2 separate regions of the Homo sapiens genome follow, and region 1 is linked to region 2. A link is an interaction called in ENCODE POLR2A ChIA-PET data of the cell type or tissue named here. Cell type or tissue: CD4-positive, alpha-beta T cell. All regions are shown on one strand. Links, peaks and the distances in the headings refer to the core of each region. The heading gives the core; the rest is flanking DNA. Region 1 has its middle 54 kb from the start of MIR5685. Region 2 overlaps ELOVL5 (ELOVL fatty acid elongase 5).

Evidence for each region. ChIA-PET counts read pairs that join two places held together with the same protein. Peaks named below come from ENCODE experiments on the same cell type or tissue, not always from the same donor. Only the 100,000 strongest peaks of a DNase experiment are listed, where the experiment ranks them.
Region 1: POLR2A ChIA-PET joins it to region 2 with 7 read pairs; 2 of 35 experiments call an interaction of 5 or more read pairs at or near these places.

Annotation. Positions count from the first base shown.
Region 1 is chr6:53,220,728-53,226,106 of GRCh38, reverse strand. No RefSeq gene overlaps it. Among named protein-coding and RNA genes, the nearest start is that of MIR5685, 54 kb to the left of the region's middle. In CD4-positive, alpha-beta T cell, for the core only: no CTCF peak of the experiment used is centred there; no DNase peak of the experiment used is centred there.
Region 2 is chr6:53,288,095-53,293,473 of GRCh38, reverse strand. ELOVL5 (ELOVL fatty acid elongase 5) reads left to right here. Exons shown (of 8, transcript NM_021814.5): 3 at 1,511-1,698. Among named protein-coding and RNA genes, the nearest start is that of MIR5685, 14 kb to the right of the region's middle. In CD4-positive, alpha-beta T cell, for the core only: a CTCF peak has its summit at 2,421 (motif pointing left); a DNase peak (open chromatin) is centred at 2,123; H3K27ac peaks cover 3,940 bases.

The DNA of each region.
Region 1 (5,379 bases), core at 222-5,221, 67 kb after region 2:
CTCCTGGGTTCAATCGATTCTCCTGCCTCAACCTCCCGAGTAGCTGGGATTACAGGCCTGTGCCACTATGCCAGCTAATTTTTGTATTTTTAGTAGAGACAAGGTTTTACCATGTTGACCAGACTGGTCTGGAACTCCTGACCTCAAGTGATTCAACTGCCTTTGCGTACCAAAGTGTTGGGATTATAGGCATGCGCCACCATGCCCAGCCTTTAATTACTTTTAGACTATTAAGTTTCTCTGATTCTGAAAGATGTATATGAAAGTCTTCCATAAAATAAAATCTCCCAATAACAATTTTAAAAATCATTATATTTTATCACCTTTCCTTTCCTTAAATTTAGCTCCATGTTGTTTGGTACATACAGGTTTATGATGTAGTAATACCTTTATATGTTGTAAGTCATACACTAACATAATGTCCATCTTTCTGTTGTTTTATTTGTATTACTTCAGTGTATCACTTTGGTTTTAAAACTTTTTTACCCCATTTTAAATGTCTTTCTCATAAATAATATAGAGATGGGGGTTGTTTTCTGTTATAATATTTTAGAATTTGTTAATAGAAAAATTAATTTACCTCATTTTTAGTAAAATTGACCTTTTAGTTTTATTCTTTTTGTCATCATATTTACTATTTATTTAATTTTTCTCTTTTCTTTGTCTTTGCTTTTATGGTTTTGACAAGTTGCTCTTCATTCTCTTTTCTCCCTTCACTAACTTGAAGATTTTATTGTAATTTTTTATTCCACCATTGATTACCTTTTATTTTCCCTATAGTTATATATTTCTTTAGTATAATGTTATATGGAAACAAGAGAGCAAGAGAGCACCCTTTTTCTCTTATGGAAAATGCTTAATTCTCCCACTGTTTATTCTCTTCCCCTAAAGACCCTCAGAATCCTCTTAGTTCCCCACTTAGTGCAAATATTAGATCACTTTTACTTTCCCCCATCTATCCAACATACCTCAACTCCTAGGTTGTTGTTGTTTTGTGTGTGTGTGTGTGACAGAGTCTCGCTCTGTCGCCCAGGCTGGAGTGCAGTGGCGAAATCTTGGCTCACTGCAACTTCCACCTCCTGGGTTCAAGCGATTCTCCTATCTCAGCCTCCCGAGTAGCTGGGATTACAGGCATGCACCACCACCCCTGGCTAATGTTTGTACTTTTAGTAGAGATGGAGTTTTGCCGTGTTGGCCAAGCTGGTCTTGGACTCCTGACCTCAGGTGATCCACCTGCCTCAGCCTCCCAAAGTGCTGGGATTACAGGAGTGTGCCACCATGCCAGGCCAGCTCCTACGTTTTGAAGAGATAGTTTAGTCCTTTGTGTTCCTGGCCATTAGCAGGTTTTCCCTCTAATGAATTGCATCTTTTGTTTTTCAAGACATTTTATTTAATGTTTAAATTATACTTTCCTAGGTACTCTATCATTATCCTTTTAACCACATGTCAATGTGAAATAAGTCTTCTGCCACATATTAAATCTCTGTTCCAGTAACCTTGTTGTTTGGCAAGAGCTCTTAGTGGCATATGCAAGTGAGAGAGTCTATGAATTCTTGTTTGTCGGCAAATATCTTTCTTTTACCCTGGCAGGTGAATAATATTTTGGTTGAATGTTAAATCCTTGAGTTGCAGTCACTTTCTCTCAGTAGTCTGAGGATGTTACATGAATGTATTTTTCCTTCCAGTATTGCAGTCACATACTAGTTTGTTTCTTTTGTTTTTTGTTGGTTTGTTTGTTTGAGATGGAGTCTCGCTCTGTTGCCCAGGCTGGAGTGCAATGGTGCAATCTCTGCTCACTGCAACCTCTGCCTCCTGGGTTCAAGGGATTCTCCTGTGTCAGCCTCCCAAGTAGCTGGGATTACAGGCGCACACCACCACACCTGGCTAATTTTATTTTATTTTATTTTTTGAGACAGAATCTTGCTCTGTTGCCCAGGCTGGAGTGCAGTGGCGCGATCTCGGCTCACTGCAAGCTCTGCCTCACGGGTTCACGCCATTCTCCTGCCTCAGCCTCCTGAGTAGCTGGGACTACAGGCACCTGCCATCACACTGGCTAATTTTGTTTTTGTATTTTTAGTAGAGACAGGGTTTCACCGTGTTTGCCAGGATGATCTTGATCTCCTGACTTTGTGATCCGCCCGCCTCGGCCTCCCAAAGTGCTGGGATTACAGGCATGAGCCACCACGCCCGGCCTAATTTTTTGTATTTTAGTAGAGACGGGGTTTCACTGTGTTGCCCAGGCTGGTCTTGAACTCCTGAGCTCGGGCAATCCACTCGCCTTGACCTCCCAAAGTGCTAAGATTATAGGCATGAGCCACCGCATCCAACCATTTGCTTCTTTTTCTTTCTGCCTAGAAATATATAAGATTTCCTCTTTATTTTTCCAGTTCAGAAATTATTTTTGATCAATCTGCCTGGAGCTCAGTGTGTCTTCTTTCCCCTTCTTGATATTTCTTTTTGATTTTTCTGCAACTCCTATTATTTGCATGGGAAGTTTCTTAGATCTGAGTCCTTTATCATTTTCTTCATGATTTTTATTTTTTTATATTTTTGTTCTGGGTTGTGATATATTTCTACCACTTTTAGACTTCCAGGCCACCATTTCAGATCTCAACAATGATCATCCTCCCTTTTAGTTTATTTACTAATGCTTCTAGCTCACAAATCAAGATTTTTGTTCCCAGAAATTTTTGTGTGGGGATCGGGGGTATTCCATGAAAGGGTCCATATATGTGAAGTGAACCCCAATGTTGAAGGAGCCAAGAAACCAAAGGATGAGGCAGACAAATTCAGTTTCTCAGCATTGGGTGATTTATGAAGGGAACTTACAGAGAGAAGTGTGGTCTTGGGCAGCCAAGAAACAGGTAGAGCTCTGCCCCACAGGGCCTCAGACCCAGGGCTTATATCATGGGAAAAAAGCATAAGTACCCTGGAAAGAACATGTAGGTGACTTTGGGGGTCACAGCATATGATTTCTGCAATGAAGGTTGTTTTGGAAGAAATGTACAATGAATAGGTGTTCCTACATAAGGAGTAATACATCAACTACATATTTTGGAGGCATTCCTGGACTCAGGCTTAGTCAGGCAGATTAGCAGTTAAAATAAAGTCAGTCTTGTCCCCACATGGGGGCTGCTAGAGTTCTTGTAAATGCTCTTATCATTTTTTGGTTCAGGTTGTCATTTGTTTTCTCCAACAGTTCCACTTTCGTGGGGACTGCCGACTTTCTGCTTGTTTGCCGTTTCTCTGGCTATTGGGTCCCTTAGGTATTCTTTGCTATTTTCCCTCAGTGGCTCACTCAGGCCTGGGGAGAACTTACAGTGGTAGCATCTTAGTCCATTTGGGCTACTGTAACAAAAATCCTGGCAGGACATGGTGACTCACACCTGTAATCCCAGCACTTTGGGAGGCCAAGGCGAGATGATGGCTTGAGCCCAGGAGCTGGAGACCAGCCTGGACAACATGGCAAAAACTCCATCTCTACAAAAAATACAAAAATTAGCCAAACATGGTGAAGCATGCCTATAGACCCAGCTAGTCAGGAAGCTGAGGTGGGAGGATCACTTGAGCCTAGGAGGTCGGGGCTGCAGTGAGAGGTGATTGTAGCGATTGTACCATTGCACTCCAGCCTAGGCGACAGAGCAAGACTCTGTCTCAAAAAAAAAAAAAAAAAAATCTCCTAAATTAGATGGCTTATAACAGTTTATTTCTTACAGTTCTAGAGGCTGGGAATTCCAAGATCAAGATGTCAACAGATTCAGTGTTTGGTGAGGGCTCACTCTCTGCTTAATAGACGGCATTTTCTATCTGTGTCTTCACATGGCAGAAGGGGTGAATGAGCTCCCTTTGGTGTCTTTTATAAGGGCACTAATTCCATTCATGAGGGCTCCATCACCTCCCAAGGTCCCACTTCTTAAAACAATTGCACTGGGGATTAGGTTTCAACATATGAATTTGTCAGGGAGGGATACAAACGTTCAGACCATAGCAGGCAGCAGTACCATGAGTGGTGGAAGGAACACTACTATCTCCCCACATGGTTCAGCTGTGCAACCACTGCCCAGCTGACAGAGCCCACCTGAACACAAGGAGGAAGCCTCTCTCTCCCCAGTCTCCTCAGCTGACTGGCTGTAGGCCTTGCAGGTAGAAAGAGCTTAGCTCCCTCACTCCTTGGCATGGGAGAGCAACCTCTAAGGAATTATTGAGTGGACAAGCACAGCTCCTCCCCCAGGGATCAACAGGCCTTCCCACCTCAAGCATCTAGAGTTTGGTCTGATTCTCACCCCAGGGCTTCTCCGTGGCTGATCTTCAGTCCTCAGCAGACTCAAGTAAGAAAAGTAACTGTGCCTGCTTTCTCCTGTGGAGGAGGGTCCCAGGACCCACCATTCTCTGGGCTCAGGAAAAGCGCAGTGTTTGGATTGGAGATGTGGACAAAGGCAACCAGTATGAGTTAACGCTGCCATGTGCCTAGCGGCTCACAACTTCATCTATTGCCATTACCAAAACTATTATTAAAACAGTTGCCTGGGGCCGGGTGCCGTGGCTCACACCTGTAATCCCAGCACTTTGGGAGGCCAAGGCAGGCGGATCACCTGAGGTCAGGAGTTCAAGACGAGGCTGGTCAACATGGCCAAATACCGTCTCTACTAAAAACACAAAAATTAGCTGGGCATGGGGTTGGGTACCTGTAATCCCAGCTACCAGGGAGGCAGAGGCAGGAGAATCACTTGAACCCTGGAGGCAGAGGTTGCGGTGAGCTGAGATCACACCACTGCACTCCAGCCTGGGCAACAGGGCAACATTTCGTCTCAAACAAACAAACAAAACAGTTGCCTAAAAAATTTACTGAACATTTAAATAGATAATAACTTTAACTTAAACTTTTCAAAATACACATAAGCCCACAATCCTAACGAAAATATTTTCATTTTTCAATGTCCCTTTCTGATCTTTCTCGATTTGCGGGAGATTTTCACATTCTGCAATCGGAGTGCATGTCCAGGTGGTCCTGCCTGGCATCCGCTTCTCTGTGCCGTAGCAGCATGATAACCATGCTAATGGCTGCATCAACAAGGTTTGGAAGCATTCTATGTGTCTGACAATAGAGGAATACCTAAATAAGCAGTCATACATCCATTGTAGGTGATTATTTTCCAGCCTTTATTTTAACAATTTTGCAAATTTTTTTTAATCAGCAACAATTATCCCATCCCCCACTCCATCCCACCTAGTGTTCTTGTTGACTTACCTCTTTAAAGTAAGTGGGTGAGCATTCATGAGCAACTTCCTTTTTCATTAGCCTCTTCTATATTAGACCTCAGAACTATCTTGAGAGCCATTTGACAGTCTCAACTCTGGCCAGGCCATGCCCTCATGGTG
Region 2 (5,379 bases), core at 206-5,205:
TGGTGGTGTGTGTCTATAGTCCCAGCTACTCTGGAGGCTAAGGCAGGAGAATCGCTTGGACCCTAGAGGCAGAGGTTGCAGTGAGCTGAGATCACGCCACTGCACTTCAGCCTGGGCGACAGAGTGAGACTCCGTCTCAGAATAAATAAATAAATGAATAATAAAAAAATTAAAGAAATGGCAAAGGCTGTCCTCCCAACTGCTGCTTCTCTGAAGACGCAGTAGGTGAATGCTGCATGTGCCTCATGTTCTGGAGTTGTGAGCCTTGGCGGGTAGTTAAGATTGAGGAGCCACAGGTTTTCGGGGAACATCATAGCAGGGTTCAAAGGGGAGCATGCTTTTCAGAGGTAGCTTCCTGGGGTCAGCCAGAGTATGAAGCTGAATCTTTCAGGGGACACATAACACTTAGGGGCTCTGGCTGCCAAGGAGTTTCCCGCCATCCAAGAAGAGGTTGTCAGTTTGCTGCTGGCGGCTGACCTGTTTCCCTCTCCCTCCTCCCTGCCTAAGAAAAGGAATAGGGGCAGGAGAGGCCCTTCCTATACCAGTATCTCCTCTGGATCCGCCTAGGTCTTCGCTCTCATGCTACTACTCCTCAGTTTGTTAAATACTGCCCTTTAAATAGGCATTTATCTGATCATTGCTGCTTCACCTTCATGTTTTGTTTTGTTTTTATTTTCATTTTTGAGACGGAGTCTCACTCTGTTGCCCACGCTGGGGTGCAGTGGTACGATCTCAGCTCACTGCAGCCTCTTCCTCCCAATTTCAAGCGATTCTCCCACCTCAGCCTCCCAAGTAGCTGGGATTACAGGTGTGCAGCACCATGCCTGGCCAATTTTTATATTTTTAGTAGAGATAGTGTTTTGCCATGTTGGCCAGGCTGGTCTTGAACTCCTGACTTCAGGTGATCCACCCGCCTTGGCATCCCAAAGTGCTGGGATTACAGGCATGAGCCACCACACCCAGCCCTTGTTTTGTTTTTAAATCATTGTCCTCTCTGCTGTTGACCATTACACTCATAGCAAAGGCTGCCTTTCTAATTAGTGCCAGTTTCACTAACGTGGCTAAGCAGCACGTTTTCTGAGTCTGCATGTGCTGGCCACACTTGCCGACTGACACACAGCTGAGATGGAGGACTTCAGAGTTCAATGACTGCCATTTCTTGGGTTTTATCACCCTATGTGTAATCTGGTATACCTGGTTAATAAATCCAATTAATGGGAAGTGTAGCCTTCTCCTTGTTTTCTTCTTAAGTTCTTTGGAAAGAATATTTGTATTATTATTTTACTGAGCAAAAATCATGAATAATACATTGTTATTCAGAGCATGTAACAAGGAGCTTCACCTTGTTTGATATGTATTGAAAATCCATGCCTCCTCTCCTGATTGCTTTATTGGAATTAAGAACATGAATACCAGGTGACTTTTATATCATCATGGTTAGAGAAATTTTTTCAACGTTTGAAAAGTTGTGAATGTTTTTATATATCATTAATTTTTTTTAATTTTTCAGATACTAGAGTAAAAGGATGGTTTCTTCTGGACAATTATATACCCACATTTATCTGCTCTGTCATATATTTACTAATTGTATGGCTGGGACCAAAATACATGAGGAATAAACAGCCATTCTCTTGCCGGGGGATTTTAGTGGTGTATAACCTTGGACTCACACTGCTGTCTCTGTATATGTTCTGTGAGGTAAGTCAAAGGTTAACACAGTCTTCCTTTCACATAAATGCACTCATATTGCTGTCCTAAATTGTATTCCTAAATGAGGAAAGGTGGCCGCTTGGGGTGTAGAGACAACTGGGCAAGCAAGTATCTTAATGCGTTATGAGTGTGTTTTAAAATCGATTTTTCAAAATGTCAGAGTTGTTTGTACAAGTATGCCTTCTAGAATATCTAAAATAGAAGCCTTTGTTATTGATTCTTCTATTATGTTTCGTATGATATTCAAAATTAAAGTATTTTCAGAAATACTCTCATGCAAGCAAAATACAGAGTGGAAAATGAACAAAATGTGAAAAACACATGTGAAAGCATTTTATTATTAAGCATCTAATAAGTGCCTGCTTCTTGTTTGAAGGTAGGGGAGGAAGGAAGTGGGTGGCACTTGTGTTTGGTATGTTTTGTGGCACATCACCCTCTCTGATTGGATAACTTGTCAAATCTCAGTTGTTTTTTAAAAGCTAAGAGGAGTGTGACTGGTGAGATCTGCATTTAGGTTTTGAATTGTCTGTCTGAGTTCAGGCCCAGTTATTTTATATCACTGCAATGTTGAAAATCACATTTGATGATCTCAAAGGCAAATGTTATAGCTTAAAAATGAAAGAAAAATCAGAATCAACCCTTCTCTTCTCCCTATTTTGAAGGGGTAACACTATAGCCTTTAAAGCTAAAAGGGGGAGGAAAGCTTCCCTCTGGTGGTAAGCAGTTTGTGTACATTTTTCCAGGAAAGCCTACCCACTTTTCATTCTTACAGCACCAACCTATTTCTAACTCTTCTGGAGAATTAAGCCCTGGATAAAACCTATACAGGCACTCCTGTATAGGTTTTCAGGGTTTCATTTTGGTTTTAGTTCTTCAAGGAGTAGTAAAGAAGAAGGTAGAGGTGGGAGGAAGAGGAGAGATAGAAACATGAATCTTAAAATTAGTGTTCAGGGGTCAAAATGAATTCTCCATCAGCCTCAGGCCATGATGGTGTCTCCCTGTCTACGTGTGGTGGTGTGCAGGAGTGTGGGCGTGTGCAGGCATATTTGATTATCAGAGGTGTTGCAGCTGTGGGATATCTGTGTCTTGTTCTCCCATGTATGTTTCATAAGCCAAGGTACAGATATTCTGAATAGAATGGTAGATGTTCCTAGCATTACTTTTATGCTTGACATGCCAAGAAATGCTTACAACTCCTTTTTTTGCTTTTTTTTCTGTCCTATTCTAGAATGAAGTCAGTTTAATTAGACTCCAAGATGGAGAGTTCAGGACTGGAGCCAGGGGAAGTGCACAGGAGTGACTCCTGGCCCCAGCACTATGCACATTTCTGTGTTCAAGGGACAAAACCACAGCAAGCTGTCAGGTTTCTGAGTGAACTGCTTACTTTTCCATAATTGATAGATAATACAGCCATGTCTTTAAGAGAACTCTTACAGAGTTTATTATTATACATGGCAATATTAATAGAGAAAAATATTTCATGTGATTTTTAGAGAACTTAAGCATTTGCCTTAAATGTTTCTTAAGCCCTAGAAATATAGCTATAATTTCATTATTTATCCTCTCTTAAACAGATGATTCCCTGGTAAAGAGAAGAAAAACACTGTATAAAGTACAGCTGTGTGCATCTGAGTGGATGTGGGGGGTTCTGAACACATTGTAATAGAAGGTACAGATTTTCCTCTGATAGCTTGGTGAGAAGAGAAGACTTTGAGCAGTGACTAAGCACTGAATACAGAAATTTAAGAAATATACAGAATAGGGAAACTACATTTTTAACTCACAGTTTAGAGTACATAGAGAGGTAATAGACAAAGAGGCAATGTTTCCTTAAATTAAATCAAGTTTACAAAAAGCTATCCAGGTCAGATATACCCAAGTTGAAAATAAGCCCTAGTGCTCCAAGTTGATGGTATTCACATTTGGTTTTTGTCCGAGTTTTCTCCTGTACATATTGTAAAACCCATCAATAATTCCATTGTCATGTGTCCTTTTTCAAACTTCAAATATCATTTTAGCTACACGTTTTTCTGTTTGTTTGTTTTGAGACAGTTTCACTCTTGTCGCCCAGGCTGGAGTGCAGTGGCGCCATCTCGGCTCACTGCAACCTCCGCTTCCCAGGTTCAAGCGATTCTCTTGCCTCAGCCTCCCTAGTAGCTGGAACTACAGGCATGTGCCACCACTCCTGTCTAATTTTTTGTATTTTTAGTAGAGACAGGGTTTCACCATGTTGGCCAGGCTGGTCTTGAACTCCTGACCTCAGGTGATCCACCCGCCTCGGCCTCCCAAAGTGCAGGGATTACAGGCGTGAGCCACCGCACCCGGCCATTTTTCTTTTTATACTTAGCATTTCTACTCCATTGAATGCTAAGACACAGAAGAGCAGTCATGGAGTTTTACAATGGAACGAACTGAGGAGATCATGAAGCCCCATGGGGCCCCTCATTTTAGAGAAATGTCCCAGGAGTTAGAGCCATTCTTCTGTGGTCACACACCTGTAATGGTCATTATTTTAGTTTTTATTTACCTTCCTGCTTATCTGCATATTTGGGGCTGTAAAGAATTTTTTAAATAAGTAGTCTTTGGTATTTTTGTTTATTTAATTCTGTGGCATAAATTCACAGCTGCTTTAGCAAGTTCTAGATTAATAAAAATAAAATTAACTGTCACTTAAAGGAGACAGGAAGAAGCGGGGTTTTTTTGTTTGTTTGAGACAGAGTCTCACTCTGTTGCCCAGGCTGGAGTGCAGTGGTGCTCACTGCTTCTCGCCTCCTGGGCTCAACTGATCTCCCGCCTCAACCTCCCAAGTGGCTGGGACTACAGGAGCATGCCACCACGTCTAGCTAAGTTTTGTATTTTTCGTAAAGACAAGGTTTCATCATGTTGTCCAGGCTAGTCTTGAACTCTTAGGCTCAAGCAATCCACCCACCTCTGCCTCCCAAAGTGCTGAGATTACAGACATGAGCCACTACATCTGGCCAATAGGAAGAAGTCTTGAAAGAAGGGAGATGATCAGAAGGAAATGAAAGGAAGTCACTGAAACTTTAAATTTACTAGAAGGAAAATAACTAAATCCCAGTTTTAAAACTGTGAAACCGAGTTTAAAATGTAGAAGGAATATAGACTTGCTCATAGTTTGTGTACTTGGTAGAAACAAAATTAAAAGGAGAGAAGAGGTATTACTTCTATATCTCATTAACTTTAGTGTTTATTTCCAGGAAAAAGGTCATAGATCCCTGATTTGGAGCATATTTGAATTAGTGGTATGTTTTAATTTGAAAGTATTGGACTTTATAGCAATCCTTTTTGCTTTTGCTTATTAGGGGTTGTCTAATATCACAGTCCATGGTGAAAGCTCGGAAATGAAATTCCAGGTTATAGAAGAGAAACAACTTAGTTTGCATTAGTTACTTAGCTTTGTAAAACGATGCCCTTACAGCAAACTTAAAAATCTTGTGCGCCTTTTAGCCACCCGAGATTCAGGGCATTTGTCCTCTGAAGAGAAGCCTGATTTTTTGCACTATCCATGTGTCTTTTCTCTTGTCTCCAGTCCCAAAATTGAGAACCTCTACATACATGGTGCCAAACGGTGGCTTTCCCTCACTCTGCCTTATCTACCTGGTTGGATCAGGTTTCCCCTGACCCATCCAGTGAGCTATCAAAGCCACT